Linked DNA regions of Homo sapiens: region 1 is linked to region 2. Evidence: read pairs that join two places in POLR2A ChIA-PET (ENCODE). Cell type or tissue: Panc1. All regions are shown on one strand. Each heading gives the region's core, and the rest is flanking DNA. Links, peaks and the distances in the headings are about the cores only. Region 1 has its middle 17 kb from the start of TRA-AGC5-1. Region 2 has its middle 10 kb from the start of TRA-TGC1-1.

The links. ChIA-PET counts read pairs that join two places held together with the same protein. Peaks named below come from ENCODE experiments on the same cell type or tissue, not always from the same donor. Only the 100,000 strongest peaks of a DNase experiment are listed, where the experiment ranks them.
Region 1: POLR2A ChIA-PET joins it to region 2 with 19 read pairs; 5 of 35 experiments call an interaction of 5 or more read pairs at or near these places.

The regions. Positions count from the first base shown.
Region 1 is chr6:28,685,271-28,700,999 of GRCh38, forward strand. It overlaps the pseudogene TRK-TTT13-1. Among named protein-coding and RNA genes, the nearest start is that of TRA-AGC5-1, 17 kb to the right of the region's middle. In Panc1, for the core only: no CTCF peak of the experiment used is centred there; DNase peaks (open chromatin) are centred at 7,381, 7,991, 10,661, 10,868 and 5 weaker places; H3K4me3 peaks cover 3,263 bases; H3K27ac peaks cover 606 bases.
Region 2 is chr6:28,771,498-28,787,226 of GRCh38, forward strand. It overlaps the pseudogene TRA-AGC23-1 and the pseudogene NOP56P1. Among named protein-coding and RNA genes, the nearest start is that of TRA-TGC1-1, 10 kb to the right of the region's middle. RefSeq lists an enhancer at 4,453-5,024. In Panc1, for the core only: no CTCF peak of the experiment used is centred there; no DNase peak of the experiment used is centred there; H3K4me3 peaks cover 2,109 bases; H3K27ac peaks cover 605 bases.

The DNA.
Region 1 (15,729 bases), core at 3,123-11,122, 87 kb before region 2:
TGTGGACAAATTGTTCATCTAAAAAAATTGCCCAGCCTCAAACAAAATATTCAAGCTACTACAACAACAGATAGAGCCACCTGACTTATGTCCAAGATGTAAAAAAGGAAAACATTGGGATAATCCATGTCCTTCTAAATTTGATAAAAGTGGGCAACCATTGTGGGGAAATGAGAAGAGGGGCCAGCCTCAGGCCCCACAACAAACTGAGGCATTCCCAATTCAGCCCTTTTTTCCTCAGGGTTTTCACAGACAACCCCCACTGTCACAAATGCCTCAGCGAATGAGCCAGTTACCACAATACAGCAATTGTCCCCCGCCACAAGTGGCAATGCAGCAGTAGATTTATGTACTATGCAAGCAGTCTCTCTGCTTCCAGGGGAGCCCCCACAAAAAATCTCCACAGGGGTATATGGCCCACTGCCTGAGGGGACGGTAGGACTAATCTTAGGAAGATCCAGTCTAAATCTAAAGGGAGTTCAAATTCATACTGGTGTGGTTGAGTCAAACTATGAAGGTGAAATTCAATTGGCTATTAGCTCCTCAATTCCTTGGAGTGGCAATCCAGGAGACAGGATTGTTAAATTATTACTCCTGCCTTATATTAAAGTTGGAAACAGTGAGATAAAAGAACAGGAGGGTTTGGAAGCACTGATCTGGCAGGAAAGGCTGCATATTGGGCAAGTCAAGTCTCAGAGAGCAGACCTGTGTGTAAGGCCATTATTCAAAAAAAACAGTTTGAAGGGTTAGTAGACACTGGAGCAGATGTCTCTATCATTGCTTTAAATCAGTGGCCAAAAAATTGGCCTAAACAAAAGGCTGTTACAGGACTTGTCAGCATAGGCACTGCCTCAGAAGTGTATCAAATTACTATGATTTTGCATTGTTCAGGGCCGAATAATCAAGAAAGTACTGTTCAGCCAATGATTACTTCATTTCCTGTTAATCCGTGGGGTCATTTATTACAACAATGGGGTGCAGAAATCACTATGCCGGCTCCATTATACAGCCCCACAAGTCAAAAAATCATGACTAAAATGGATATATACCAGGAAAGGGACTAGGAAAAAATGAAAATGGCATTAAAGTCCCAATTCAGAGTGACAAAAATCGAGAAAGAAAAGGAATAGGGTATCCTTTTTAGGGGCTACCACTGTAGAGCCTCCTAAACGCATTCCATTAACTTGGAAAACAGAAAAACCGGTATGGGTAAATCAGTGGCCACTACGAAAACAAAAACTGGAGGCTTTACATTTATTAGCAAAGGAGCAATTCGAAAGAGGACATATTGAGCCTTCATTCTCTCATTCTCGCCTTGGAATTCTCCTGTGTTTGTAATTCAGAAAACATCCGGCAGATGGCGTATGTTAACTGACTTAAGGGCCGTAAATGCCGTAATTCAACCCAAGGGGCATCTCCAACCCGGGTTGCCCTCTCCGGCCATGATCCCAAAAGACTGGCCTTTAATTATAATTGATCTGAAGGATTGCTTTTTTACCATTCCTCTGGAGGAGCAGGATTTTGAAAAATTTGCCTTTACTATACCAGCTATAAATAATAAAGAACCAGCCACCAGGTTTCAGTGGAAAGTGTTACCTCAGGGAATGCTTAATAGTCCAACAATTTGTCAGACTTTCCTAGATCAAGCTCTTCAACCAGTTAGAGATAAGTTTTCAGACTGTTATATCATTCATTATGTTGATGATATTTTATGTGCTGCAGAAACGAGAGACAAATTAATTGACTGTTACACATTTCTGCAAGCAGAGGTTGCCAACGCAGGACTGGCAATAGCATCTGATAAGATTTAGACCTCTACTCCTTTTCATTATTTAGGTATGCAGATAGAAAATAGAAAAATTAAGCCACAAAAAATAGAAATAAGAAAAGACACATTAAAAACATTAAATGACTTTCAAAAATTGCTAGCAGGTACTAACTGGATTCGGCCAACTCTAGGCATTCCTACTTATGCCATGTCATATTTGTTCTCCATCTTAAGAGGAGACCTAGACTTAAATAGTAAAAGAATACTAACCCCAGAGGCAACAAAAGAAATTAAATAAGTGGAAGAAAAAATTCAGTCAGCGCAAATAAATAGAATAGATCCCTGTGGGGAAAAGAGAGATCAGACTGTGACTGTATCTATGTAAAAAGAAGTAGACATAAGAGACTCCATTTTGTTCCATACTAAGAGAAATTCTTCTGCCTTGAGATGCTGTTAATCTATAACCCTAGCCCCAACCCTGTGCTTGCAGAGACATATGCTGTGTTGACTCAAGGTTTAATGGATTTAGAGCTGTGCAGGATGTGCTTTGTTAAAAAAGTGCTTGAAGGTAGTATGCTTGTTAAAAGTCATCATCATTCTCTAACCTCAAGTACCCATGGACACAATACACTGCAGGCACCTCTGCCTAGGAAAGCCAGGTATTGTCCAAGGTTTCTCCCCATGTGATAGCCTGAGATATGGCCTTGTGGGAAGGGAAAGACCTGACCGTCCCCAAGACACCCATAAAGGGTCTGTGCTGAGGAGGATTAGTAAAAGAGGAAGTCCTCTTTGCAGTTGAGATAAGAGGAAGGCATCTGTCTCCTGCTCCTCCCTGGGAATGGAATGTCTCGGTGTAAAACCCAATCGTACGTTCCAGTTACTGAGATAGAGAAAACCGCCTTATGGCTGGAGGTTAGAAATGCTGGCGGCAATACTGTTCCTTAATGCACCAAGATGTTTGTGTAAAGTCAAACATAAATCTGGCCTATGTGCACATCAAGGCACAGCACTTTTCCTTAAACTTATTTATGACACAGAGATCTTTGTTCACATTTTTTCCTGCTGACCCTCTCCCCACCATTACCCTATAGTCCCGCCACATCCCCTTCTCCGAGATGGTAGAGATAGTGAACAATAAATACTGAGGGAACTCAGAGACCAGTACCGGCGGCACGGGTCCTCCATATGCTGAGCGCCGGTCCCCTGGGCCCACTTTTCTTTCTCTATACTTTGTCTCTGTGTCTTATTTCTTTTCTTAGCTTCTCATCCCACCTGATGAGAAACACCCACAGGTGTGGAGGGGCAGGCCACCCCTTCAGATCCCTTAGCCCCACTCCAACTTTTGATTTTTGCTCCTGCACATTCTCCAACAGGCATCATTGTTCAAAATACTGATCTTGTGGATTGGTCATTCCTTCCTCACAGTACAATGAAGACTTTTACGTTGTACTCGGATCAAATAGCTACATTAATTGGTCAGGCAAGATTACAAATAATAAAATTCTGTGGAAACGACCCAGACAAAATAGTTGTTCCTTTAACCAAGGAACAAGTTAGACAAGCCTTTATTAATTCGGGTGCATGGCAGATTGGTCTTGCTGATTTTATGGGAATTATTGATAATCATTACCCAAAAACAAAAATCTTCCAGTTTTTAAAATTGACTACTTGGATTTTACCTAAAATTACCAGACATGAATCTTTAAAAAATGCTCTGACAGTGTTTACTGATGGTTCCAGCAATGGGAAAGCGGCTTACACAGGGCCAAAAGAGCAAGTAATCAAAATTCAATATCAATCGGCTCAAAGAGCAGAGTTGGCTGCAGTCATTATAGTGCTATAAGATTTTGATCAACCTATTAATATTGTATCAGATTCTGCATATGTAGTACAGGCTACAAGGGATGTTGAGACAGCTCTAATTAAATATAGCATGGACGATCAGTTAAACTAGCTGTTCAATTTATTACAACAAACTGTAAGAAAAAGAAATTTCCCATTTTATATTACTCATATTCGAGCACACACTAATTTACCAGGGCCTTTAACTAAAGCAAATGAACAAGCTGACTTACTGGTATCATCTGCATTCATAAAAGCACAAGAACTTCATGCTTTGACTCATGTAAATGCAGCAGGATTAAAAAACAAATTTGATGTCACATGGAAACAGGCAAAAAATATTGTACAACATTGCACCCAGTGTCAAATCCTACACCTGCCCACTCAAGAGGTAGGAGTTAATCCCAGAGGTCTGTGTCCCAATGCGTTATGGCAAATGGGTGTCACGCATGTACCTTCATTTGGAAGATTATCATGTGTCCATGTAACAGTTGACACTTATTCACATTTCATATGGGCAACCTGCCAGAGAGGAGAAAGTACTTCCCATGTTAAAAAAAAACAGTTATTATCTCGTTTTGCTGTAATGGGAGTTCCAGAAAAAATTAAAACTGACAATGGACCAGGATACTGTAGTAAAGCTTTCCAAAATCCAAAAAATCTTATATCAGTGGAAAATTACACATACAACAGGAATTCCCTATAATTCCCAAGGACAGGCCATAGTTGAAACAACTAATAGAACACTCAAAACTCAATTAGTTAAACAAAAAGAAGGGGGAGACAGTAAGGAGTGTACCATTCCTCAGATGCAACTTAATCTAGCACTCTATACTTTAAATGTTTTAAACATTTATAGATATCAGACTACTACTTCTGCAGAACAACATCTTACTGATAAAAAGAACAGCCCACATGAAGGAAAACTGATTTGGTGGAAAGACAACAAAAATTAGACGTGGGAAATAGGGAAGGTGGTAACATGGGGGAGAGGTTTTTCTTGTGTTTCACCAGGAGAAAATCAGCTTCCTGTTTGGATACCCACTAGACATTTGAAGTTCTACAATGAACCCATCGGAGATGCAAAGAAAAGCGCCTCCACGGAGATGGAAACACAGCAATCGAGCACCATCGACTCACAAGATGAACAGAATGGTGATGTCAGAAGAATAGATGAAGTTGCCATCCACCAAGAAGACAAAGCTGCTGACTTGGGCACAATTAAAGAAGCTGACGCAGTTAGCTACAAAATGTCTAGAGAACACAAAGGAGACACAAACTCCAGAGAGTATGCTGCTTGCAGCTTTGATGATTGTATCAACGGTGGTGTCTCCCCATGCCTGCAGGAGTAGCTGCAGCTAATTATACCTACTGGGCCTATGTGCCTTTCCTGCCCTTAATTCAGGAGTCACATGGATGGATAATCCTATTGAATTATATGTTAATAATAGCGTGTGGCTACCTGGCCCCACAGATGATTATTGCCCTGCCAAACCTGAGGAAGAAGGAATGATGATAAATATTTCCACTGGGTATTGTTATCCTCCTATTTGCCTAGGGAGAACACCAGGATGTTTAATGCCTGCAATCCAAAATTGGTTGGTAAACGTACCTACTTTCAGTACCACCAGTAGATTTACTTATCACATGGTAAGTGGAATGTCACTCAGGCCACAGGTAAATTATTTACAGGACTTTTCTTATCAAAGATCATTAAAATTTAGGCCTAAAGGGAAACCTTGCCCCAAGGAAATTCCCAAAGGATCAAAAGACACAGAAGTTTTAGTTTTGGAAGAATGTGTGGCCAATAGAGCAGTGATATTACAAAACGATGAATTTGGAACTGTTATAGATAGGGCACCTCGAGGTCAATTCTACCACAATTGCACAGGACAAACTCAATCATGTCCCAGTGCACAAGTGAGTCCAGATGTTGATAGCGACATAACAGAAAGTCTAGACAAACATAAGCACGAAAAATTATAGTCTTTCTACCCTTGAGAATGAGGAGAAAAAGAAATCTCTACTCCAAGACCAAAAATAATAAGTCCTGTTTCTGGTCCTGAACATCCAGAATTATGGAGGCTTAATGTGGCCTCATTACCATATTAGAATTTGGTCTAGAAATCAAGCTATAAAAACAAGAGATCATAAGCCGTGTTACACTATCAACCTAAATTCCAGTCTAACGGTTCCTTCACAAAGTTGTGTAAAGCCCCCTTATATGCTAGTTGTAGGAAATATAGTTATTAAACCAGACTCCCAAACTATAACCTGTGAAAATTGCAGACTGTTTACTTGCATTGATTCGACTTTTAATTGGCAGCACTGTATTCTGCTAGTGAGAGCAAGAGAAGGCGTGTGGATCCCCGTGTCCATGCACCGACCGTGGGAGGCCTCGCCATCTGTCCATATTTTGACTGAAGTATTAAAAGGCATTTTAAATAGATCCAAAAGATTCGTTTTTACTTTAATTGCAGTGTTATCGGATTAAGTGCAGTCACAGCTACGGCCGCTGTGGCAGGAGTTGCATTGCACTCTTCTGTTCAGACAGTAAACTTTGTTAACGATTGGCAAAAGAATTCTACAAGATTGTGGAATTCACAATCTGGTATTAATCAAAAACTGGCAAATCAAATTAATGATCTTAGACAAACTGTCATTTGGATGGGAGATAGACTCATGAGCTTGGAACATCGTTTCCAGTTACAGTGTGACTGAAATAGGTCAGATTTTTGTATTACACCCCGAGTTTATAATGAGTCTGAGCATCACTGGGACATGGTTAGATGCCATCTACAGGGAAGAGAAGATAACCTCACTTTAGACATTTCCAAATTAAAAGAACAAATTTTTGAAGCATCAAAAGCCCATTTAAATTTGGTACCAGGAACTGAGGCAATCGCGGGAGTTGCTGATGGTCTTGCAAATCTTAACCCTGTCACTTGGGTTAAGACCATCGGAAGTACTACTCTTATAAATTTCATATTAATCCTTGTGTGCCTGTTCTGTCTGTTGTTAGTCTGCAGGTGTACCCAACAGCTCCAAAGAGACAGCGACCATCGAGAACAGGCCATGATGAACGGGCCATGATGACGATGGCGGTTTTGTTGAAAAGAAAAGGGGGAAATGCGGGGAAAAGAGAGATCAGACTGTTACTGTGTCCATGTAGAAAGAAGTAGACATAAGAGACTCCATTTTGTTCCGTACTAAGAGAAATTCTTCTGCCTTGAGATGCTGTTAATCTGTAACCCTATCCCCAACCCTGTGCTTTGCAGAGACATGTGCTGTGTTGACTCAAGGTTTAGTGGATTTAGGGCTGTGCAGGATATGCTTTGTTAAAAAAGTACTTGAAGGCAGCATGCTTGTTAAAAGTCATCATCATTCTCTAACCTCAAGTACCCAGGGACACAATACACTGCAGGGACCTCTGCCTAGGAAAGCCAGGTATTGTCCAAGGTTTCTCCCCATGTGATAGCCTGAGATAGGGCGTCGTGGGAAGGGAAAGACCTGACTGTCCCCCAGCCTGACACCCATAAAGGGTCTGTGTAGTAAAAGAGGAAGGCCTCTTTGCAGTTATGATAAGAGGAAGGCATCTGTCTCCTGCTCATCCCTGGGCAATAGAATGTCTCGGTGTAAAACCCGATTGTATGTTCTATTTACTGAAATAGGAGAAAACAGCCTTAAGGCTGGAGGTGAGACATGCTAGCAGCAATACTGCTCTTTAATGCACCCAGAGATGTTTGTGTACGAGATGTTTTTGTACATGCACATCAAAGCACAACACGTTTTCTTAAACTTATTTATGACACAGAGACCTTTGTTCACATGTTTTCCTGCTGACCCTCTCCCCACTATTACCCTATCATCTTGCCACATCCCCCTCTCCGAGACGGTAGAGATAATGATCAATAAATACTGAGGGAACTCAGAGACCAGTGCCAGCACGTGAGCGCCAGTCTCCTGGGCCCACTTTTCTTTCTCTATACTTTGTTTCTGTCTCTTATTTCTTTTTTCAGTCTCTCATCCCACCTGACAAGAAACGCCCACAGGTGTGGAGGGGCAGGCCACCCCTTCACCTGGGCTCAAGCGATCTGCCCACCTCGGCGTCCCAAAGTACTGGGATTAGAGGCGTGAGCCACCGCGCCCGGCCTTTCCTTAATTTTTGCCTTTAAACAAAATCCCAAGCACCAGAAACCTCTGATTGATGGCTTCAGCCATTATTTTTCTGGCCTAACAGCTCAAATTCAAATGTCCAGAATAGAGCAAGGTGAATTAAAATCCTTGCTTGGTATATAAAACACTCATCAACAGAAGGCCAAGGCCTTACGCCCCAGCAAGGGATTGAACCCTGAATCCTCAGGCTAAAAGTCTGATAGCTCTACCGACTGAGCTACCCAGGCTCACGACAGCAACCTTCCCTCATAGCTTAAGTACATAGCTTAAGTACAGAGAAATACAGTTATCGTCAGCTTTGTCTTCCATTCCAAACGAAAACAATCGCTTGCAGAACTACCTCACGTGCTCAAACCAAAAGCAGCCGGCAAATCCCATTTCTACACTCACCAACCTACTCCCACCACAACCATCTGGCTTTTTTCGAAAGCCACCAATACCAGCCGCTACTACACCTCAAACAAAACCTAGCTACGCGGGTACGCTCCCGAAGCGTTCAGCTCTGGAAACAGCCCAACGACGCTCTCAAAAGCCGACAGTTGTTTGCGTAAAAAGGAATGGTATCTTACTAGGGGACGAAAGGTTTTGGCCTACTTCCTTTCAAACATACAAGACTGTAATATTTTTTCGTACCTAGAGGACTCAGAGAAAACGTGCAGAGCTTGGACACGTCCTACTTATTCATCCATCCAAATCCTGTACGTGCTGTTTTGCTAACCCCAACCTCGCCTCACCCCCTCTCTCCAACCACCCATCCCTTCACCCTTTCCCTTCTGGTCTCCTCACTGCCTCCTCCTAGGCCACGACTTCCCAATAACTCAGCCCACTCCATCCAGCTTGAATTCTTGATTTTCCAGGCCAGGATTTCCCAAATCTGCCGGATTTCGAATTTAGGGAGCTTTCTAAATGATGTAACTTAACTGCCCGGCCCCGCCTGGACCGTGATTTCGGTCGTCATCCAAAACTCATGTCTGGGTTGACTGTCACACAAAACACTGGCGAGAGGATGACAGCGTCGACCCTTTGAGCTGTGTCAGATCACGTTTGAGACGCTCACCAGGCGTACAAAGTGTTAGTTCCTTGCATAGATCGTGCCCCAGTCCACACACCTTCTCCCTTGCCCTCTCCTGATTCCAGAGAGAATCCCATCTGAAAGAGGCTATGTATCCGACTGCAGCATTCTCCCTCCTCCTCCCTACCCCGCCTCCTCTCTTTCAGATCAGAGCTTCGGCGATGGAAAAGCAGCTGTCGGTCCTGGCCGTGTAACCACCCCAGATTTGCCAGACACACGCTGTCGCTCTGCATTTCAGGCCAGGTTTTGTGAATTCTGTAAGCTTCTGTTTTACATCCTCCATTAGGACCTAGAGTTCGCCAAGCAGCATTTAACTTTACTTCTTTGATTTCCTTTCTGTGTTACCTTTGGTGTCCTTAGGCAGAAGAAGTTGAGGGAAAGGGGCAACTTGAAGAGGCAAGAAAATGCTTCATTCCTGGGGCTTTGTGAATGGAAGTGCCCGCCAGGGAGTCGGTTGTGGAGCGGACCTTGGAGCAAGCTGACAGGTAGGAAGATGTGTGAAGCAGAAACAATGAATCCCAGGGTCCAAAATCGGTCTAAGGCCAAGTTTTATTTTGTTTTCTAGAAATCTATATGAATGCATTTCCAGTCTTCCTGCTACCCTCACTTCAAAGGCCTTCTCCCTAGACACGGGAAAATCCAGAGCTCCAGAAGCAAGTTCTCAGCAGAATTCCAGCTTTTTCACTTTTTGTCCCCCGCTTTGATACATGAACTAGCATTCAAAAGGAAACAAAAATGGAACTGATTTTGGTACATTCCTCCAGTGTAGGACTATGCTTAGAAACAGAGGAGTTCTTCGTCTTATCATTTTTACTGGCCCCTTGTTTATACCGTCAGTGTTTATTTCAGGAAACTCAATAACTTAGGCATCTGTCTATGCTTAAACTGTTCCCCACCCCGCCACCACACACACACACACACACACACACATACACACACACACACACACACACACACACACACACACACTGCCCCTTTGGCTGCATCTACCGCAGGGATCTTTGGTGTGCTGTTAACTCATGAATTCTACTTTCTGGTTGTACAACTGTAAACACAAGCAACTTGATTTTTCAGAAGGCAAGTGTAAGAGAAGAAATTTTAACCCATCGCCCACTAAGACTCTTGCAATTTTATTTCAACTAAGTATGCGATAACACAGCGTGTCAAAATATTCAATGAGAATCTATTTACTATCTACCAGACTAATCACTCTGCCAAAATCCGGCGTCGAGAAGAAAACTTTTAAGACTTTAAGCCCCCTACCATATCTAATTCTCCCTGCATGCTGATAGCATCTGGCCCTCAAACTTGCAAATGAGTTTTCTTTTTCTGTTTTTTTTTTTTTTTTTTTTTTTTTGAGACGGAGTCTTGCTCTGTCACCCCGGCTAGAGTGCAGTGGCACGATTTCGGCTCACTGCAAGCTCTGCATCCCGGGTTCATGCCATTCTCCTGCCTCAGCCTCCCGAGTAGCTGGGACTACAGGCGCCCTCCACCACACCCGGCTAATTTTTTTGTATTTTTAGTAAAGACGGGGTTTCACCGTGTTAGCCAGGATGATGTCGATCTCCTGACCTCGTGATCCACCCGCCTCGGCTTCCCAAAGTGCTGGGATTACAGGAGTGAGCCACCGCGTCCGGCCGCAAATGAGTTTTCAAAGTTCACATTGGCAAGCTCCGCATTCCTTAAGAAACGCGGTTTGGGTTATCCAAGTTCTTCCAATCACTCACCCAAACAGACATGAGATCTGCTTCTCCCAAATCAATGGAGGTCCATAATGAGAGGATGGATTGGCTGAAGGAAAAATGGAGGTACCAGGGATTGAACCAGGGACCTCGTACATGCGAAGCATGCGCTCTACCACTGATCTACACCCCCTGACTCTCAAACTTCCTGGGTTCTTTTATAAAATGTTGTTGCTATTTTTCTTGTTGGTTTTGTTTTGTTATAGTTTTTTAACTTAAGAGTTAGGTAGAGAAAGTCCACTGGATTAAATTTCATTATCTCTGAAATTACAAGACTGGATACTGTGTAGTGGCTTCATTAGACGAGTAACAGATTTTAGTCTGAATAGCACCGTTTTTGATTCTAGGACCTTCCCATTCCTGTTAACTTGCTCCAAGGTCCACTTGCCGGCGACTCGGTGAGAGTTTCTTGCCTCCACCAGGAAGGTCCTGAGACAGTCTCAAGTCTCCAACATATATAGCAGCGATAATGACTCAGAAAAAAGTGTTTTTCAGTCCAGAGGCAGCCGCGGGCTTTCCTTGATCTTCACACCATGCTGGGTCGGAGGCTCTGCCAACATCCATTTTCCAGCTCTTTTCGTGAGTCCCAGGTTCTGAGATTGTCCTGCTCTGATTCCACACCCCATCTCTATTTCTCGCTTGACGATTATTATATCCACAAACGGGTTTTAAAACAGCGACTTCAAAACTCCATCAACTTTAAATGGAGTGACATATTCCCTCCCACCCAGACTTAGGGAATAAACAGGGCAAGGTCAGACGCAGGGCAGCGGAGAGAATTTCCAACTGCCTTCCCTTTGAGAACCCACGGACACAAGGAGGAATTCTGCTATATATGTACATATTTGAAAGAAAAAGTCAAAGAGGCCCGGAAACCTTCAAGCAGTGCCACCGGGGGATTGGAAAATGCGAGCAGGTCCTGGATATGGCAAAGCAAATAGAATTGAATTGTCTGGGAACGAGCAGAGCCCTTTGTTCACGGGAAGCTTTCAGCTTAGCATATAAGGCGAAGGATGTACATATTCACGTCAAAGCCTTGGGCTGCTTCTTTATCCAAGAGCTGTTGTGTAACACTGACGAAAGTTATATCAAGCAAGTTTTCCTTTAAAGCCTCAAAACACTGAAAAAAAAAGTGTTCACTGGCAAAGGCAAGGAACATTTAAGCCACCCAATTTTGATTCTCCTCGCCTTAGCCCTCTAGAAGATTTCCTTGAAAAGTGAGTGCAGGAGGATGTTTGTGATCAGGCAACATGCTGCTGAAACACATCATTGATTTCAAACTCTGAGGAGGGATATGGGAGTTTTAGACCTTTAATCGGGGGCTCTCCCAACTGAGTTATGTCAGCTGCACCTCTACCTTCACTGACACTAGTAATTATCTCAGCTATTGAGTTTCGAAAGCACTGCATTATTTGAGAGATGTCTTTCCCTTGATCCCTCACTCAGAAGTTGGGATCAATAACCTGCCACATTTGGTAATTGATTGAAACTACTGCCATCTGTGTGCATGGAAGAGCAGTGAGGGGAGAGAAAAATCAGTGGGTGAGTTTTGGCTCCTCAGGCTTCACACAGGAACAACCACAAAAAGAGTTGTTAACAAAGATTGCTTAAGGGCCTCTTTTTCTTTTCCTTGATCATTCTTTTTCATCGTTGTTCCTCAGGAAACTGTGTAATGGAACGAAAAGAATGAGAGCTTACTAATGTGATGGTGACACGATTGTTCCTCTCCTTTTGGGAGATCCTGAGTGAGGGGGATATTTCTCTCTCAATTCTTCTTGTCTTATGCTTATGCAACAGGGTTGTGTTATTTAAGTACAGCTTTGAAGAAGTAAGAGAAAAGCAGTATGAAGGAATAAACCTGGACTCACCTGCATGCTTAGCCGGTGCTCTGCCACCAAGCTATATACCCCAATTGACCCTACATTTCAGTAAATCCTCTAAAACTGATGATTGTCCCAATTTCTGGATATCCAGTGGTTGGTAGGACAGTTTACTGTATTCAACCTCACTATTTCAGAAAATCCTAGACCAGTCCCTTTTTGCAGCTATGCCATGAAAAGTAATGGAATGCTAGACCAAAAAACAGTTTTGTTTACTAAGATCTTCCTCCTCCAATTTTCTCACTCCAGTCAGGCCACTCCAAGGTCTGCTCACCAACATACTACAGAGCATCAGCTTCAACTCATCGAGGAGAATCCCAAGTTGAGATATTTACTTCTTTTCAATATTATTTTCTTTCAACTTCCATGTTGTCTACAAAGTATCAAAAAAGACAAAAGAGTGCAGGCCGGGCCCAGTGGCTCATACCTGTAATCCCAGCACTTTGGGATGCCAAGGCAGGCAGATCTCCAGAGGTCAGGAGTTGGAGACTGGCTTGGCCAACGTGGTGAAAACCCACCTCTACTAAAAATACAAAAATTAGTGAGGGGTGTTGGCACATGCCAGTAGTCTCAGCTACTTGGGAGGCTGAGGCATGAGAATCACTTGAACCCAGGAGGCAGAGGTTGCAGTGAGCCGAAACATGCCACTTCTCCCCAGCCTGAGTGACAGAGCAAGACTCCATCTCAAAAAAAAAAAAAAAAAAAAAAGACAATGCAGAAGGACAAAAAGAAGAAGACCGTGCAGAAGGACATAAAGAATATTAGCAATGTGTTACCTCAGGGGATTTAGATCCAGGTAAGTGGGAAAGATAGAAGTGAAATAAATTAATAATACTTGCTGAGAAATGAAGTATGACAAAATGAGAGACATGAGTGCCAATCTCAAAATATAGGCTAATGTTGGGTAGATAAGACAGAAGAGGAAAAAATTTATCTCAAAGCCTGGCTATAAATGAAGAGCAACAACAGTGTTTCACAGTCACTGTTCTAGCAAACCCTGGCCTGGACCCAATTAATGGATGCTTCAGCTCTAGTTAAGGAGGCCCCATAGAAGGAAAGGGAAAGAGTAAAAGAAGGGAAAAGCTGCAATGTATTATAAAGCCTCATTTGGATAAAATTCTGTCCAGAATAAAGAAAGTGGAAAAGAAACAATATGTGATCTGGAACATTAAGTCTTTATAACGTCTTTGTAAAAAAACAAACAGATAGATAGATAGATAGATAGATAGATAGATAGATAGATAGATAAATCTGCTGGGCACAGTGGTTCACACCTGTAATCCCAGGACTTTGGGAGGCTGAGGCAGGTGGATTATGAGGTCAGGAGTTGGAGACCAGCCTAGCCAACATGGTGAAACACGATCTCTACTAAAAATACAAAAATTAGCCGGGTGTGGTGGTGCATGCCTGTAATCCCAGCTACTAGGGAGGCTGAGGCAGGAGAATTGCTTGAACCCGGGAGGCAGAGGTTGCAGTGAGCCAAGATCTTGCCACTGCACTCCAGCCTGGGGGACAAGAGTGAAACTCCATCTCAAAAAAAAAAAAAAAAAATTCCAGATCCTCGTGAAGCCTCTTTAGGCCTAGAGAAGTCCTCAAACTTTGCCACATAAGACACGAAGAGTAGTCCCTGTGAGTTTTGCCAATATTTTTGTGTGACTGTCAACCCTCACAGGAGCTTTGGAGAAAACCCTAGGGTACCTTCTAGCAGAAGCAGCCAGTAAGGTACATGATTTTAAAGCTTCCCAGATGATTCCAGTAATCAGTCAGCTTTGAGAACCAATAGCCTAGGAAGTCAAGCACCCAGAGCCTGTATTGAATTAATTTTTTAGGAAAATTTCATAGAAGAGGAGGTGAAGTGAACATATAGTAGACAGGATATATCCAAAGGTCTATATCTTTCTTGTTATCACTAGAGTACAAGTTCTTATCTATACAAGTTCCCCTTTCTTCTGGAAGAAAAAACACTAAAGACATTTGTCCCACAGGAAGATCTGACTTGTTTAGTCTAAAATTGTTATGGCTTTGACAATGCCTTGCTGCCCTTTTCTGTCACTGGACAAACACTATGAGCACTTTGGAGGGCATGCGTGTAGCTGATTTGAAGGTGCATGGTGCAGGAGCCACTGTTATTGGTGGCTTCCATAAGCACCACAGTGTGCAAAGTGTGAGTGGTTACACTGCAATCAATGTTAATTATAGAAGTGGAATTTATGGCTGATTTTGGCTTTAGCATCTCAGGTATGTGTGTAAGCAAAATACAGTGTGGAGGGCCGGGCGCGGTGGCTCGCTCCTGTAATCCCAGCACTTTGAGAGGCCAAGGTGGGCAGATCACCTGAGGTTGGGAGTTCAAGACCAGCCTGACCAACATGGAGAAACCCCGTCTCTACCAAAAATACAAAATGAGCTGGGTGTGGTGGCACATGCCTGTAATCCCAGCTACTCAGGAGGCTGAGGCGGGAGAATCACTTGAACGCAAGAGGTGGAGGTGGTGGTGAGCCGAGATCGCACCACTGCATTCCAGCCTGGGCAACAAAAGGGCAACTCTGACTCAAAAAAAAAAAAAAAGTGTGGAAACTTGAAATGAAAGAGAAAATATGAGGCAAACAGGTTAGAGTATAATTTTTAAAATATTCACTTGACAAGATTTCAAGAAGCTCTTTAACTATGAAGGGGCATAGCCCATTTGGTGGAGGTTTAGTCTTTTAAGGTGAGATTTCAGGATTTAAACCCTTGGTAAAGCTAATCTTTTATTTCACCTATGTATTTCTAACTTTTTGATAGAGGTAAATTGAAACCTGGATTTCTCTTAGGAAACTAAGTGTTTATAGTGAGCACATCCTTCCATACATCCTCCTGTTTGCTCAACTGGATTCTAAAAGTCGAGAGTTTGAGGGAGCAAAACCAAGGTTGCAGTAAAATAAGAATTCCATGGTTTAAACAGATGCAACCCAGAAATTTTCTGCTCTATTCTACCACTGTAGGCAGAAGCCAACATTGAAGACTTACGAGAATTAAATGGGTTACCAGAAGAGTGACTATAGGCATGAAAGTGGAAAAACAGATTTAAGAGAATGAGGAAGAATGCAGACTGACGGGGGATTTAGAGTTATGGATTTAGTGAGTGAGGGATTTACTTAAGGAGACTTCCAAGTAGCTTGATTAGTCTTCTATCTAGCTAGTAAGTACAGAAAGATAAGCAGAATCTCTGCCAGGTTTTTTGTTGCTGTTAGGTTGATTACCTTTTGAATT
Region 2 (15,729 bases), core at 3,502-11,501:
CCGGCTGGTAATCATTCGTTCCGGGTTTCTGGACCGGCAAAAATGGAATATTCCAGGCGGACTGACACGGTGTGAGTATGCCAGCTTGTAACAGTCATTGAATATGGGGATTAATCTCCTGTCTAGCCTGCTGACTCATAGGATATTGCTTTACCTGGACAGGCAAGGCAGTGGCCAGGAGTTCTACAACCACTGGTGGATGGTGTTTAGCCAGTCCTGGGGGGTTTGACTGGCCCAAACTCTGGGAAAGAGTGTCTGTAAGTCCAACAGGAGAGGATTAGTATTATTTTCCAGTGGTTGTGATGGTGACACTAAAAGATTTTCCTCTGACAGAGGGGTAGTTAGCAGGAGTTGGGCAGTGGGGGGCGCTGTATTTCCTAGCATGACGTTAGCCTGCTGGGCTGAGAAGGAGATAGAGGCCTGTAACTTATGGAGCAGATCTCCTCCGAGGAGAGGAAAAGGACACTCTGGAACCACAAGAAATGACTGTCTCACTCTTTTCTGTCCCAAGCTCACTTCTCGTGAGTGTGTGACAGGATATTCCTGAATAGCTCCAGTAGACCTTTGTACAGCCACTCTTTTATTAGAGACACTGCCCAAGGGGGTCTGTAGTACCGAGTGCTCCGCCCCGGTAGCTACTAGGAAGCGTACAGGCTGGCCCCTCACTGTAGCGGTCACCGTGGGCTCCTGGGGGCCAAGAGAGAGGGAGTCCTGGCTCCATCAGTCATCAGACTCTTCCGTTGCGGGGAGGGTGAGGGCCTTTTTCTTTTCTGATTTTTCCTCTGGCCGTAGTGGGCATTCCTTTTTCCAGTGCCCAGTCTGCTTGCAATAAGCACATTTGTCCTTTTCTAGGGGAGCCTGTTCTCCTCTTTTGCCCTTCTGGTAGGGACCTGAGGTTCCCTGGCTATTCCTCTGTGATGGGGGCCTTCCCTTCTTGACCTCTCCGATGGCCGCAGCTAAGATTTTTGCTTGTCTTTTGTATGCTTTATCAGCTGCTGCCTGTGCTGTTTGTTTTCTTTTTTCAAACTCTCGATTGTCAAAAACTTTTTGGGCTATCTCTAAAAGCTGAGTGATATTCATCCCAGGAAATCCCTCCAGTTTTTGGAGTTTTCTTTTAATATCAGGGGCTGCCTGAGCCACAAATGCCAAATTAAGAGCACGGCTATTTTCGGGAGCCGCCGGGTCAAAAGAGGTGTAAGTCCGATAGGCCTCCTGGAGGCGTTCTAAAAACGCTCCCGGTGACTCATCAGGCCCTGTGCGACTTCAGTCATCTTAGACAAGTTTATGGGTTTCTGAGCAGCTCCTTTGATACCTGCAAGGAGATACCGGTGAAAATCGTCCAAAGCTTTCTTCCTACCCGAGGAATTCGTGTGCCAGTTAGGCCGGGTAGAGGGAAAGACCTCCTCAAGAAAGTCTCTAGCTTCCTCCTCTGGCCTATTGGCTGATGTGAGGAAATACTTTCTGGCCTCTCTTCGGATATGTTCCCTCTCTTCAGAGGTAAAAAGGGTCAAAAGGAGCTGCTGACAGTCATCCCAGGTGGGCCGATGGGTCCGGAGCACAGACTCCATCAGTGAGATCAAGACCTGGGGCTTTTCAGAGAAGGGAGGATTATGAGCCTTCCAGTTACAGAGGTCAGAAGGAGAAAAAGGGACATAAACCAAGAATGGGGCTGAGCGCTCATCACCCGGAGGGACTTGTGCTTCTTTCCGCGGTAGAGGGGGGGCTACTTCCTCCTGCCGCGGCCGCAATCGAGAGGCAATAGGCGGCGAGCCTACAGGGGATGTAGTCGAGGAGACAAGGGAAGATTCTAAGGGAGCAGGACGGTTATAAGGCGGCGGAACTGAGTGGGGGAGACTCTCCTCTTCTTCAGAGGGAGGCAGTACAGGGTGAGCCGAACAGACTGAGGGTCCAGGCGGAAGTGCGGTCTGGCTCAAAACGACCTTGGAGGCAGAATTATGAATGGCGCATGAGCGGAGCCATGGTGGGGAGCTTCTGACCAAACTCAGCCATTGATCAATGTGGGGAAACTGATCGGGGTGGCCGGGAGTTCCAGCAACAACCCGCCACACAGCCTGAACAATTGCTAGGTTCAGTGACCCTACTGGGGGCCATCCGACTCCAAACTTTGGCCATTCTACTTCGCAGAGTGTCCGGAGTTTGCCTTTTTAAAGGCGGACCCCATAATCCTCTGAGAAGCCTAGAGAAAAATTCTGCAGCATACATTGGAGGGGGCTCCAATCCTTACAGGGCCGGGAAGAGGAGTTTCCCATTTTTGGAGGCAGTTTGACAAGGTTTGAGCAGGGATATCAAACCCAGCACGGACAGAAAAACTCATTCCCTAGGGGGCTGGAGTATCGGAAGAACAGAATTAACATAACCAGAAGGAGCCGAAAGACAACAATAGCTCACACTACTTGCCACAGGACGGTTAACTAGCTTTAAGATTGAGGGAGGTCGGGCGCAGTGGCTCACGCCTGTAATCCCAGCACTTTGGGAGGCTGAGGCGGGCGAATCACGAGGTCAGGAGATCGAGACCATCCTGGCTAACACGGTGAAACCCCGTCTCTACTAAAAATACAAAAAATTAGCTGGGTGTGGTGACGGGTGTCTGTAGTCCCAGCTACTTGGGAGGCTGAGGCAGAAGAGTGGCCTGAACCTGGGAGGCGGAGCTTGCAGTGAGCTGAGATCGCGCCACTGCACTCCAGCCTGGGCGACAGAGAAGACTGTCTCAAAAAAAAAAAGAATAATTATCCAAGATTGAGGGAGGAGGACTAGAGGCCAACCTTAGGTCTCCTTGGCTGGATGGACCTAGGCGTCCTCCCTCTTTCCCTGGACCTGTAGCCTAAATACTTTTGGTGTCTCCACGACTCAAAGGCAAATAGCTCAAATTCGGCCTTTTCTTTTAAGAGTTTGAGGAGTGAGAGCAGAGCCAAGTCCTGGAGACGCTGAACTTGCTGTGACACGGGAAAACGAGATGTACGGGGTAAGTGGTAGGGATGAGGAGGAAAAAGGGCCACTCGGATCTTTCCTAGGGTAGGAGAGTAGCCACAGAGGAATAGAATAAGGGTTTAAACGAAGTAAAGTGGTACGGGCGTAGGTTTCTCTGCACAGTGCCGTATTTAAGGGCACAGAAAAAGTTACGGGATGACAAAAGAGGTGAGCAAGGAGGTCTGCAGGGTGGCTATTTTGAACCTACCACCGGTTTAGTCTGGAGGTGGCCCAGTCACTTGGACATGGGGTATGACAATCTAAATGCCAGCAATCTTCATGGTGCCAGAAATCCCAAACAGGCGAATGTTCCTCACACTCGTTCCCGTTCCCGTAACAACACCTGATTTGTTTCTGACAGAAAAGGCAGGACTGGGATGGCCAGCCTAAGCGATTGATGAGAAATTTAACCTCCTGTGATAAAAAATCAACACTAAAGACCTTGAAGAAGTTCCTGCCCAGACGTCTTGGGCAGTATCGATGACCTGACATACGAAACTTTGACAACCACTAAACAGGACAATAGACACCGAGCAGGACAACAAACACAAAACAAACAATAGACCCTTGGGTATATAAACAATTATGGTAGGTTTTTATTAGACAGACAAGGGGAGGGGGTCCCATGATGGGATCAGTCAGATGCCTGCCTGGCCGCTCCCCCTGAGGGGACTTGGGCTTCTCTTAGCATTGGCAGGCAGGTATAAACCCCCGGCTCGGATGGAGCTATGCCCGATGCTGCCTTAAGCCTTATGAGGTCGCCACGGAACGGCAGGTGAGGGCCCACTCGAACTCCGTAGCTTTCGCCGTGGAGCTACAAACTGGGGATCCAGAGGCAGGCCCCTGGACTCCTCAGTCGTGCACACATTCACAAAGAGTTTATAACAATTTTTGTTATTTCCCGTTCTAAACAAAGGTCCCAGAAGACCTGAACGAGAGGAGGAGAAGAGATAGAGCAAGGGGGAGAGAAAGAAAAAGAGGAGGAGAGAGTGAGAGACTAGTCTTAATGGAGAGGCCGGCCTGCCAGAAACCAGGGCTCTATCCTCCAGCGTCCTGGAGTATGGATAGAGTCAAAGAGAGGGACACCGTCGTCAGGGCTGCCTCCCTCTCACCAAACCAGAACCAAAAGGCGCCTAACAGAAAAACCAGGGCTCTGTCCTCCAGCGCCCTGGAAAAGCGGGCAGTGTCAAAGACAGGGATGCCCTCGTCAGGGCTGCCTCCCTCTCACCAAACAGAAGTCAAATCTAACTTACCTGACCCCGGGGTCAGAAGCTGAGGACTCAGAGGTTGAATTTTGTGGGCACACACACACGGTAGTCGATCCGCTGTCCTCCGGAAGACGGTCGCCTTTCGGGGACCTGGAAAATTTTTTTTCAGGTGGCTCCTCGCCTATAAGCCGGCCGTCCCTCCGGGGGAGCCCGGAGCTAGCCCGGCTCTCGCCCAGTGGCGAATATATCTCGCTGGGGCTTCCAAATGTTGTACCCGAGCGAGTTAGAGAAACGCCACACTTCGAGACGAATTTAAGAGTCCTTCATTAGCCGGCGACCGACAGACGACTAACGCTCGAAATTCTCTCGGCCCCGAGGAAGGGGCTTGATTTTCCTTTATACTTTGGTTTAGAAAGGGGAGGGGGAGCTTAGTTGCAGCAATTCTACAGAAGTAAAAGCATGCAAAAAAATTAAAAAGACAAATGGTTACAAGGAAACAAACAGTTCCAGGTGCAGGGGCTCTAAATCTATCATAAGGCGTTAGGTATGGGGGCTCTCCCGGACACAAACTCAAAGCTTTATGGTGTTATCTCTTGAGCGAAATCCTGGTAACTTCGTAAATTGCTTGCTTCAGTACCTTATCAGTTAATTGGACTCTTTGATATGTAAGAGTCAGCTTACACAAGTTAACTGCTTGAGGAAGGGGGTGGGTAAGGAGTCTTTGACGTCTTGTAAATGAAGGAGCCAAAAGGAGTACTTCCGGCTTTCTCAGCTAAGGAAGAGCCTATTCATGTGGAAACAAGGCTAGGCGATTAAGGGAGAGTCTAAAAACAAGGTTAGGTACTACAAAGTCGCGGTAAAATCGGTGTTAACTACGTGTGCAGCCACCTTTTCCTTAGTGCTATTCCTGAAGGAAATAATGTATACAGTGATCTATTTCCAAGACAAAGTGCCTTAAATTGGCTTAGGTCAGCAAAGTACAGAAGAAACAGGGTATACTAGGTCCCTGCTTGGATAGCGGATGCCTGCTTGTCGCCCCCCTCTTTCCTCCCCCTTCCCATCCCCCATCCTTGGTGGCCTTCACCCAAACAAAAACAGTTTAGTCTAAGATATAAGTTTACTAGTCTGCAAAATAGCTCACTTTGTCTGTTCTTATCAGCCTGCCCAGCTACTTAGGTCATAAGTCAAACACTTAAAGAGCCCTTGAGCTAACCAGGATTGCAATGCATTGTGGGCTGCAACAAAATGCAGCAAGACAACCCTAAAAAAGAGACACCTAAAGCCTTTGCCTAACAATCAGTAGGCAAACGCCGAGAAAATTGTAACCCCATAGCACTCAGCCTATGAGGAACCTGGGGAGGGACTTGCGCACTAGGGGACAAATTGCTTGTTGAAACTGTTCTGGGTGTGCCTGCACGCCAGACACCCGATCTTGATCTCTCAAGACCGTCATTAAAAGTCTCACTTTCGCTGTTCTCCGGGTCTCTGAGTCCATTCTTTGGGTTTAGATGGATGAGTTTATTTTCTCACATAACAGCTGCAGAGGTGGTACAGGTGAATCCCTCTCAAGTCAAGTGGGTTAACCTCAAAATTGACTTAAGGGGTGGTTTGTGATCGCCTGGTAGATGGTGGACGGTTACAGCTTTTAGAAAGTGAGTAAAAGAGATGATGCATACAGAAGCCCCACTGGGTTGCTTAGCTTCTGCACATGGAGAAAGAGGCTGCTTTTCTGCCTTCTAGGTGTTTAGTAACTTAATTTTTAATCCTTTGATGAAATAGAGTGGAAAATAAAAGGAGATTTTCTTTTAACAAAATAGTGTTAAGATGCTTGCCAAGTATCCCCCTGTGAATTTCTGCTTAGCACTGTGATATCAGAATTAGAAATTGTGCAGGGTTCTAATCTGGAGATATGGGATGTTCAGTAGCTAAGAAGGAAGTTATTCCTTGAAAGTAAGTACAGTGAGGTAGAAAAGGATCCATTGGGATTGGGAGAATAAAAGTTCATTATTTTTATTTATTAAAAAAAACAAAACAAAACAAAGAAATGAGGTTTTGGCTGGGTGCAGTGGCTCACGCCTGTAATCCCGGCACTTTGGGAGGCCAAGGTGGGCAGATCACGAGGTCAGGAGATTGAGACCAGCTTGGCCAACATGGTGAAACCCCATCTCTACTAAAAATACAAAAAATTAGCCAGGCGAGGTGGCAAGTGCCTGTATTTCCAGCTATTCAGGAGGCTGAGGCAGGAGAATTGCTTGAACCCAGAAGGCGGAGCTTGCAGTGAGCCAAGATCGCTCCACTGCAGTCCAGCCTGGGCAACAGAGTGAGACTTCATCTCAAAAAAAAAAAAAAAAAAAAAAAAAAAAAAAAAAAAAAAAGAAAGAAAGAAAAAAGAAAAAAAAAAGAAGAAACGAGCTTCTACCCTAGATGGATCTTGGACTCTGGAGTTCAGAGAGCTTGCCATTTCAGACCAGAAACTTCCTTAAAGAACCAAGAGAAGTAATTTTCTCCCTGCTAAATTTCAGCTGAGGTGATTGAGATCTTTTCCTCATTTGTCATTATATTTGTCATTTGTCCTTATGTTTGTAGTTAAATAGCTTGGATTAAGTTTCAGAATTTGTCGGTCTCTAATGGAAAAAGTGACCACCAGCACATCACCAGCAATCATCAGCCACTTGTAGTGGAATCTTTTAGTGAAAGCTTGCAGGACTTTTGCAACCTGGGTGAGGAAGCAGTTAGAAGAAAGTAAGAAACGCAAAAGAACTTGAGCCTTAACCTTCTGATCTGAAATCAGACTTAGGTCACAGAATTCAATGGTTTCTGACTATTTTATTTAAACTGGAAATCGGCGGGATGGCAAGGAATACTACTTGCTTCTATAGTGTGTGATCCACATTAGTGATTTGTGGAACTAATTAGGACAGGGGGATAATTCTAAGCAACAAAGAACTGTAAGTGAATGAACACGAATTATCTCCCTGTATGAGAGAGAAATGCAGAGGCCAACACAATTCCCTTGAATAGGTGGGGAATATCATGGAGAACTTCCTAAGGTGGCTCATAGGAAAAAAAAGAGTGGAAATACTGGAAGTTGAACGCAGGACCTCACGCATGCTAACCACGTGCTCTGTCCCTGAGCTATACCCCCGCAGGAGATCAGGAGCTTGGGAAAATGTTTTGGTGATCTCCGTTGCCTGAGTCTGTGCTCTGTGTCATCAAGACAATCACTGTATGTTTCCAATTCCACTGTTTATGAATTCCCGACACTAAGCGCCCTCTCTCTCTCTCTCTCTCTCTCTCTCTCTCTCTCTCTCTCTCTCTCTCTCTCTCTCGGGCATGGCTACACCAGGAGAAAGATATCTTGTGGTAAAAACAAAGGCATTGTTCCTGATGTTCCTGATTTGTGGTCAGTCCAAGATCAACTCACCCCAAAGTGGTCTCCCCATCATATTAGACTTTCTGGAGCATAATTCCATTCTATCCCTTGAGTGACCTCCGGCATACAACATTCTCTTGCAAATTTTCTGATTATAACTTTTTTCTTTTGACTCTGGGAAGCATCTTAGTGTTTCCCATAGTCAAAAAATAAAACTCAGGTATGTGTGAAAATACCCTAAAATTCAGTACAAATAGAGGCAAATTAACTGCATTTCAAAAGAATAACATAACCACATTGAAGAGGAAAGAACTGATATAAGAAAATGGTTTACACAGATTGTTGTTCTAATTGTGAGATCAAAAAGAACATCGAACAAATCTTAAACTCTATGTATCAGGATTATTTTTTGTAGAGTGAGGGCTGTAGCAATTCTGATATTTTGTGTGAATTTTAGGATTGGGAAATCGAGTGTCTGTTGTTGGAAACAGACTCTCACTGTGGGAGAAGAAGGAAGGTAAAGAATAGTCCTGTTGATACTGATGGGAATTAGAGGCATCAGTATGAAATTGTACATATGAAATTGTAAAATTTCCCCACAGATCTATCTGCTAACTGGGCCTAGAAGAAATGATACCTCAGAAGCAATGAGCAAAGATAACTCTGTATCTTGATTTTCAAATACCATTCCCTACTAAAAGGAACCAGAGATACTAATAGAAAGTAGCTATTAGTGTCAACTACACAGACTCCAGGACTGTGCCAGGGAAACTGCAAAATGAACCTAAGATATCTTGCCTTGCCAGAATGTAAGTGCTCAGAAATGACGGGGGTGATTTAAAAGGACACAGAAGCCAGCTTGAAGGGAATCTCACTGGCCAAATCTGACACACTTTTAGCATCAGTGATGACAATAACTGATTATCATTCTTGGGAACTTAAACAAATAAATATGGAGGACGGGACGATTTTCCTTACAGTGGTTTGCCAAATGATAAATGTGAAAGTGAGTGCCGGGCGCAGTGGCTCACGCCTTTAATCCCAGCACTTTGGGAGGCTGAGGCGGGTGGATCACGAGGTCAGGAGATCGACACTATCCTGGCTAACACGGTGAAGCCCCCTCTCCACTAAAAATACAAAACCTTGGCCGGGCGTGGTGGCGGGTGCCTGTAGTCCCAGCTACTCGGGAGGCTGAGGCAGGAGAATGGCGTGAACCCGGGAGGCGGAGCTTGCAGTGAGCCAAGATTGCGCCACTGCACTCCAGCCTGGGCGACAGAGCGAGACTCCGTCTCAAAAAAATGAACAAAGAAACAAAGTGAGGATAAAATTTAAAAATCCCCATTTAAACAATACCATCAGAATGATGATAGATGCAGGCAAAATTTGTAAGTTAATGTTAAAGTATAGGTAAAAATTTGATGAGGATCAGGATATTTACGTAGTCTCAGAGTATTTCCCTGTAGATTATTTATTAATTACAATGAGGAAAATGATAATTTTTCAGGGAAGAAACAGTAATTACAAACTTAAAATCAAGTGATCAAGCTAACTTCAGTCAGCTCATGCCTCTTGGTGTGAGAGAGGGTAATAACGTGATTTCTGTGACATTTCTCCCAAATTCCATAACCCGATGTAATCTTATCATGGCTAATACAGATTAAGAAACGTTGCACAAAACCACTGGAAAAACTCTTCAAAAACATGTCGGTGTTGTGAAAGACAAGAAGATTAAGAAACTGTTCCAAATTAAAGGGCACTAAAGAGTCAAGACAACTAGATTCATATGTGATTCTGAAATGGATCCTAGCTTGGAAGAGAAATTTCTATAAAAGTTTTTATTGGTACAATTAGACAATTTTTAATAGACTTTATATTAGACTATATTCACATTTATCAATGTCAAATTTACTGAACTTGATAATTGTGTTGTGTTAAGGAATTGACCTTTTTCTTAAGAAATACACATTGAAGTATTTAAGAATAAAAAGATATGATGTCTGAAAATCATTATCAAATAGTTTAGAGAAATAATCTTTGTCTGATATATATATATAATACATACTACATATATATGATATGTATTCCAGTATTGTTGATTTGTCATTGAGGAAAAGATGTTTTGAAATTATCCCAAGATTTGAACAATATATGCTTCTCAGATGGTCCCACTTTATTTTAAATGTTGCAAGGCAGAGACAAAGGTACAAATTTCTCAATTTGTATTAGAATTTAGAAGGTGTTTTATTCTATTTTCCTTGTCACACTCCTTGCTTGTGAGTCAATCAACTAAGGACATCTGAAAGAGACAGAGTTTCTTTCTCAGAGTCAGGAGGTAATGAGGGGCTGCTCTGGTAGGGAAAGAAATAGTGAAGTTCTTTTTTGGAGAAAAGCAGCAAAAAAAAAAGAGAGTGACAGGAGAAAAAGAAAGAAAGAATGGAAGGAAGGGAAGGAGGAAAAGAAACAGTAAAGTTGACAAACAGAACTCCCTTCCCTCTTTATTAGTCTTCAGGAAATATAGAGTTTGAAACTATCATAGCCCAGGAAACCCTTTAAATAGGGCCATCAGTAGGCCAGAAATTTTGATTAGTGCCTTGAAAATAAAAGCATAGCCGGGCGCGGTGGCTCACGCCTGTAGTCCCAGCACTTTGGGAGGCCGAGGCGGGCGGATCACGAGGTCAGGAGATCGAGACCATCCTGGCTAACACAGTGAAACCCCGTCTCTGCTAGAAATGCAAAAAATTAGCCTGGCGTGGTGGCGGGCGCCTGTGGTCCCAGCTGCTCGAGGAGGCTGAGGCAGAGAATGGCGTGAACCCGAGAGGCGGAGCTTGCAGTGAGCTGAGATCGCGCCACTGCACTCCAGCCTGGGAGAGAGAGCGAGACTACGTCTTAAAAAAAAAAAAAGAAAAAAGAAAGAAAGTAAAAGCAGAAGTGATTAGACGGACAGGAAACAGCAGAGGAAATGGCTGCTGTTTCACTACAGTTAAAATGTCTTACACATCTGTGAACTATTTGTCCTCTTCTCAGAGGAGGGACACTTTTTTAGGTACTAAAAAAGAATTGTCTGGCACTTCATGGCAGCAACATGTTTGATGTTAACTGACATTTCCAGACATCCAGGTATGATTTTTATTTAGCGACTTTAAAAGAAGGATGAGAAAAAAAACAAAAAAACAAAAACAAACCATGAGCCAGGCGTGGTGGCCTGCATCTATAGTCCCAGCTACACCTACTCAGGAGGCTGAAGAGGAGGCAGGAAAACAGCTTGAGGTCAGGAGTTGGAAGCCCCAGTGCTCTACGATTGCCCTGGTGAATAGCCACTGCACTCTAGTCTGGTCATCAAAACAAGATCCCGTCTATTAAAAATAGAAAGAAAATAAAGGAAGAAAGAAAAGAAAGGAAGGAAGAAAGAAGGAAGGAGCGAGAGAGAAAGAAAGGAAGGAGAGAGGGCAAAAGGAAGAAAGGAATGGAGGGAGGGAGAGATTGACAGAACAGATTAGAAAACATAATCCAACTATACACTATCTAAAAGAAACTCATTTCAAATATAATTATATAAGCAGGCTGAAATTAAGGGGATAAAATATATTACATGCAAAAGTTAATCAAAAGAAAGCAAAAGTGACTATATTAATATAAACTTAAGAACAAAGAAAATCCACCAAGAAGGCATAACAATCCTAAATATGTATACACCAAACAGCAGAGCTGCAACATGTAAAAAAAAAAAAAAAAAAAAAAAACAGGACCGGGCGCGCTGGCTCACGACTGTAATCCCAGCACTTTGGAAGGCCGAGGCGGGCGGATCACAAAGTCAGGAGATTGAGACCATCCTGACCAACATGGTGAAACCCCATCTCTACTAAAAAAAAAAAAAAAAAAAAAAAAAAAAGCTGGGCGTGGTCGTGCGCCCTGTAGTCCCAGCTACTCGGGAGGCTGAAGCAGGAGAATTGCTTGAACCTGGGAGGCGGAGGTTGCAGTGAGCCAAGATCGTGCCACTGCACTCCAGCCTGGGCAACAAAGTAAGGCTCTGTCTCAAAACAAAACAAAACAAAACACCCAGACAGGGCGCAGTGGCTCACGCCTGTAATCCCAGCACTTTGGGAGGCCGAGGTGGGCGGATCACCTGAGGCCAGGAGTTGGAAAGTAGCCTGGCCAACATGGTGAAACCCGTCTCTACTAAAAATACATACATTAGCCGGGCATGGTGGTGCAGTGGCGTGCACCTGCAGTCCCAGCTACTAGGGAGGCTGAGGCTCGAGAATTGCTTGAACCCGGGAGGTGGAGGTTGCAGTGAGCCGAGATGGTGCCACTACACTCCAGCCTGGGTGACAGAGCGAGACTCTGACTCATAAATAAATAAATAAATAAATGTAATACATAAATAAATATTTTAAAAAACAAAAAAGATAGAATTAAAAAAATCGACAAATGCAGTTACATTAGAGACTTCACTTCTCTCTCTCTCTTTTTTGTGAATTTGTTCTTATTGGGGAAGACGGCACAGGGTGGGAAATGTCGCCTTGGGCTATGGTATGCCCCACCTCCCAGAGAATGTCCATTTGCATTCTAATCTTCCTGGGATGCTTTATGGAACTTTTTCTTCTTCTTGGAGCTGCTCTTGCCAGCCGCCTCTTCAGGCCCACTGCTGACCAGCTCCTCTTTGGAGAATTTCCTCGTTTTCTTGGAGCCACTTCTGTGGCCTGACTCTTCGGTGTCATTAACTGTTTCCTCCTTGGGTGAAGACTTCTTCCTCTTGGGAAGACTGGTGCTGCCAGCGGTCTCTTCAAGATCGCTACTCATCAACTCCTCCTTGGAAAAAGATTTCTTTTTCTTGGGTTTGGAGAAAGAGATAGATGGGTCTTCCATTCCATTCTCCTGATGAATCTCCTGGGGCTTTTGCTTTTTCTTCTTTTTGGGTTTTTCAATCGTCTCCTCACACGCTCTGTCGCCCAGTCTGGAGTGCAGTAGCGCAATCTTGGCTCACTGCAAGCTCCGCCTCCCGGGTTCACGCCATTCTCCTGCCTCAGCCTCTGCGTAGCTGGGACTACAGGCGCCCGCCACCACGCCCGGCTAATTTTTTGTATTTTTAGTAGAGACGGCGTTTCACCATGTTAGGCAGGGTGGTGTCCATCTCCTGACCTGGTGATCCACCCGCCTCGGCCTCCCAAAATGCTGGGATTACAGACGTGAGCCACCACGCCCGCGCCATTTCTCTCATAATAACAGAAAAACTACACAGAAAATCTGCAAGGATATTGAAGAACCCCAAATCATCTTCAGGCAACAGAATTCAGTCACCATGTATAGAACAGTCCACACAAGAAAAGCAGAACACGCATTCATTTCAAATTCATACGTAACGTAGATCAAGATAGAACATACCTCATACCTTGGGCCTCAACAAATTTAAAAGAATTGACTGACATAGTATGATCCCTAACCACAATGAAATCAAACTAAAAATCAGTCACAGAAAGACAACAAAAATATCCAAACACTTGGAAAATGAACAACACACTACTAAATATTCCATAGGACAAAGAGAAAGCCTTAGTAGAGATCAAAAAAATAAATTAACCTGAATAAAAATGAAAACACAATGTATCAAAATTTCCAAGACAACTTAATCTCTGAGAGAGAAATTTACAGCACTAAGTGCATACATTAGAAAAGAAAAAAGTCGGCCAGGCGCGTGGCTCACGCCTGTAATCCCAGCACTTTGGGAGGCCGAGGCGCGTGGATTACAAGGTCAGGAGTTGGAGACCAGCCCGGCCAAAAAAAAAAAAAAAAAAAAAAAAAAAAAAAAAAAAAAAAGAAAGAAAAGAAAAAAGTCTCAAATCAGTCCTTTAAGCTCTTACTTGAAGAACTCAGGTGGGGGAAAATAACCCAAAGCAAATAGAAGAAAGGAAATGAGCAGAAATAAACGGAACTGAACACACACGCACAAAATAGAAAAACAAACAAAAAGCTAGTTCCTTTAAAAGATCAATAAAAGAAGACCTCTAGGAGGACTGATAATTTTTTAAGAAGAGAGATGACACAAATTGCCAATATCAAGAATAAAAAGAAGAGTATATCACTATAGACTCTGCTGACATCAAAAGGGTAAATGAATACTATGAACAACACTTTACACACAAATTTGAAAACTTAGATGAGATGGACTAATTCCTTGAAAATCACAAACTATCACAACTCACTCAATATGAAATATATTTTTCTATAACCTTGTAACTACTAAGGAAATTAAATTTGTGATATAAAAACTTTAAAAAAAAAACAGACTCTTCAGGTTCAAGAAAGTTTCACTGTATAATTCGTCGCCCCCGCCCTCCACCCCCTCCCCCAGAAGGAGTCTTGCTGTGTTGCCCAGGCTGGAATGCAGTAGTGCAATCTGGGCTCACTGCAACCTCCACCTTCCAGGTTCAAGCGATTCTCCTGCCTCAGCCTCCCAGGTAGCTAGGATTACAGGCACGTGCCAGCACGCCCGGCTAATTTTTGTATTTTTAGTAGAGATGGGGTTTCACCATGTTGGCCAGGCTGGTTTCCAACTCCTGGCCTCAGGTGATCCGCCTGCCCCGGCCTCTCAAAGTGCTGGGATTGCAGGCATGAGCCACCGCCTATGCCAATGTAGGCATATCTTAAAAGGATACATGACCTGGGGATACTTTGAGTATTCAGATTAATTAATTTTTAAAGTGTTTTTTAAATTCTCCCTTCTTACATCTTCTTTTCCTTCTGCCTTCAAGGGCTGTCACACGAAGAGTAGCGTAGGTGGATAAAAAAACAGAATGGTCAGTACCGCCTGGGGGATTTAGGTCCAGGTGAGGAGGTGAGAAGGTGGAATTCCCAGCTCTTAGAAATGAAGACCCAGGAAGTGGGTCGCTGCCTGTCCTTACCCTCGCCAGCCCCTGGGCCGGCACCGTGGCTGAAACCCAGCATGGATTTCATCTTGGGGACGTTGTGGCTCCAGTTTTGAGACTCAAGTAACGATGGATGGAGAGGAGAACAAGGACCACCTGAGCTCGACCACAAGAGCTCGAGGAGGGAAGCAGGGACGCGGTGGGGTGCGCACCTGCGGCTGCGGCAGCAAAGGCGGAGGAGGAGCGAAGTGGACGAGCACCCGAGGCTGCCAGAGGATCTGGGCAGCCTGGGTGCCCATCTCTGCTGCGTTTCCTCGGTGTCCACGATAGGTGAGAGGGCTCATTCCCTGTAGGAGAAGTGAGCTGAAAACACTTTCCCCGCAAGATCTCCCTCGTTTTACTCAAGGTAGTCGCGGCGTTGAGAACGCCTCGCAGCTCCTTTACTGGCTGGGGTACTGGGGAGCAGGGGTACCCTTGAGTTTTGGTACAGGCGGGTGGTATTGGTGGCTTCCGAGGAAAGGACAGAGAAGCCGCCTATTTCCAATCCCTACTGTTCGTCAGGGGGAGAGTGTTGAACCAGGTCTCTCTAGACCCTCCTGCTTAAGCCCCTTTGTTATAGGTAGGAGAGTGTGTTCTGTTTTGGTATTTGAGTGTGTGTGTGTGTGTTTAGCTTCTTGAGCTTGGAATATGTCATGAAATACAAGAAAGATCAGGGAGTCTCAGTATATTTTAAACTTAAATTGGTTTTCAGAAGTACTTATACCTTGTTCCTAAGGAATTCAGGGTGTCCAGATTTCAACCTGCCTAGCAGTGCGAAGCTCTATGAGTCGAATATCCTAGGCTTTCTTCCATATCAGCAAGCCTCTGAAATTTAGGTTTCTTTCTGGAGAATATCACCCACACTTTGGCAGTGGGCTCCTACATTGCCTACATCCAACTCTTGGAAGCAAGAAGAGTGGGCAAAACCAAGGTCACCACACAAAAGTATATCCCTACACGAGATAAGTGGAAATAAAGCACTGGCTTAGGTGTGGAGAGGAAGAGACAAATGTGAAAACGCAGAAGGTAGACAGACAGAGAACATCTTCCAAGGAGGAAGAGTCTCCTAACCACAAGGAACTCTCTACTTAATGCTGCGAAGATATTTTAATTACATTTTATGCATTAGATTGCTTTTTTTGTTTGTTTTTGTTTTTTGTTTTTGATGGAGTCTCGTTGTGTCACCAAGCTTGAGTGCAGTGGTGCCATCTCGGCTCACTGCAATCTCCGCTTCCCAGGTTCAAGGGATTCTCCTGCC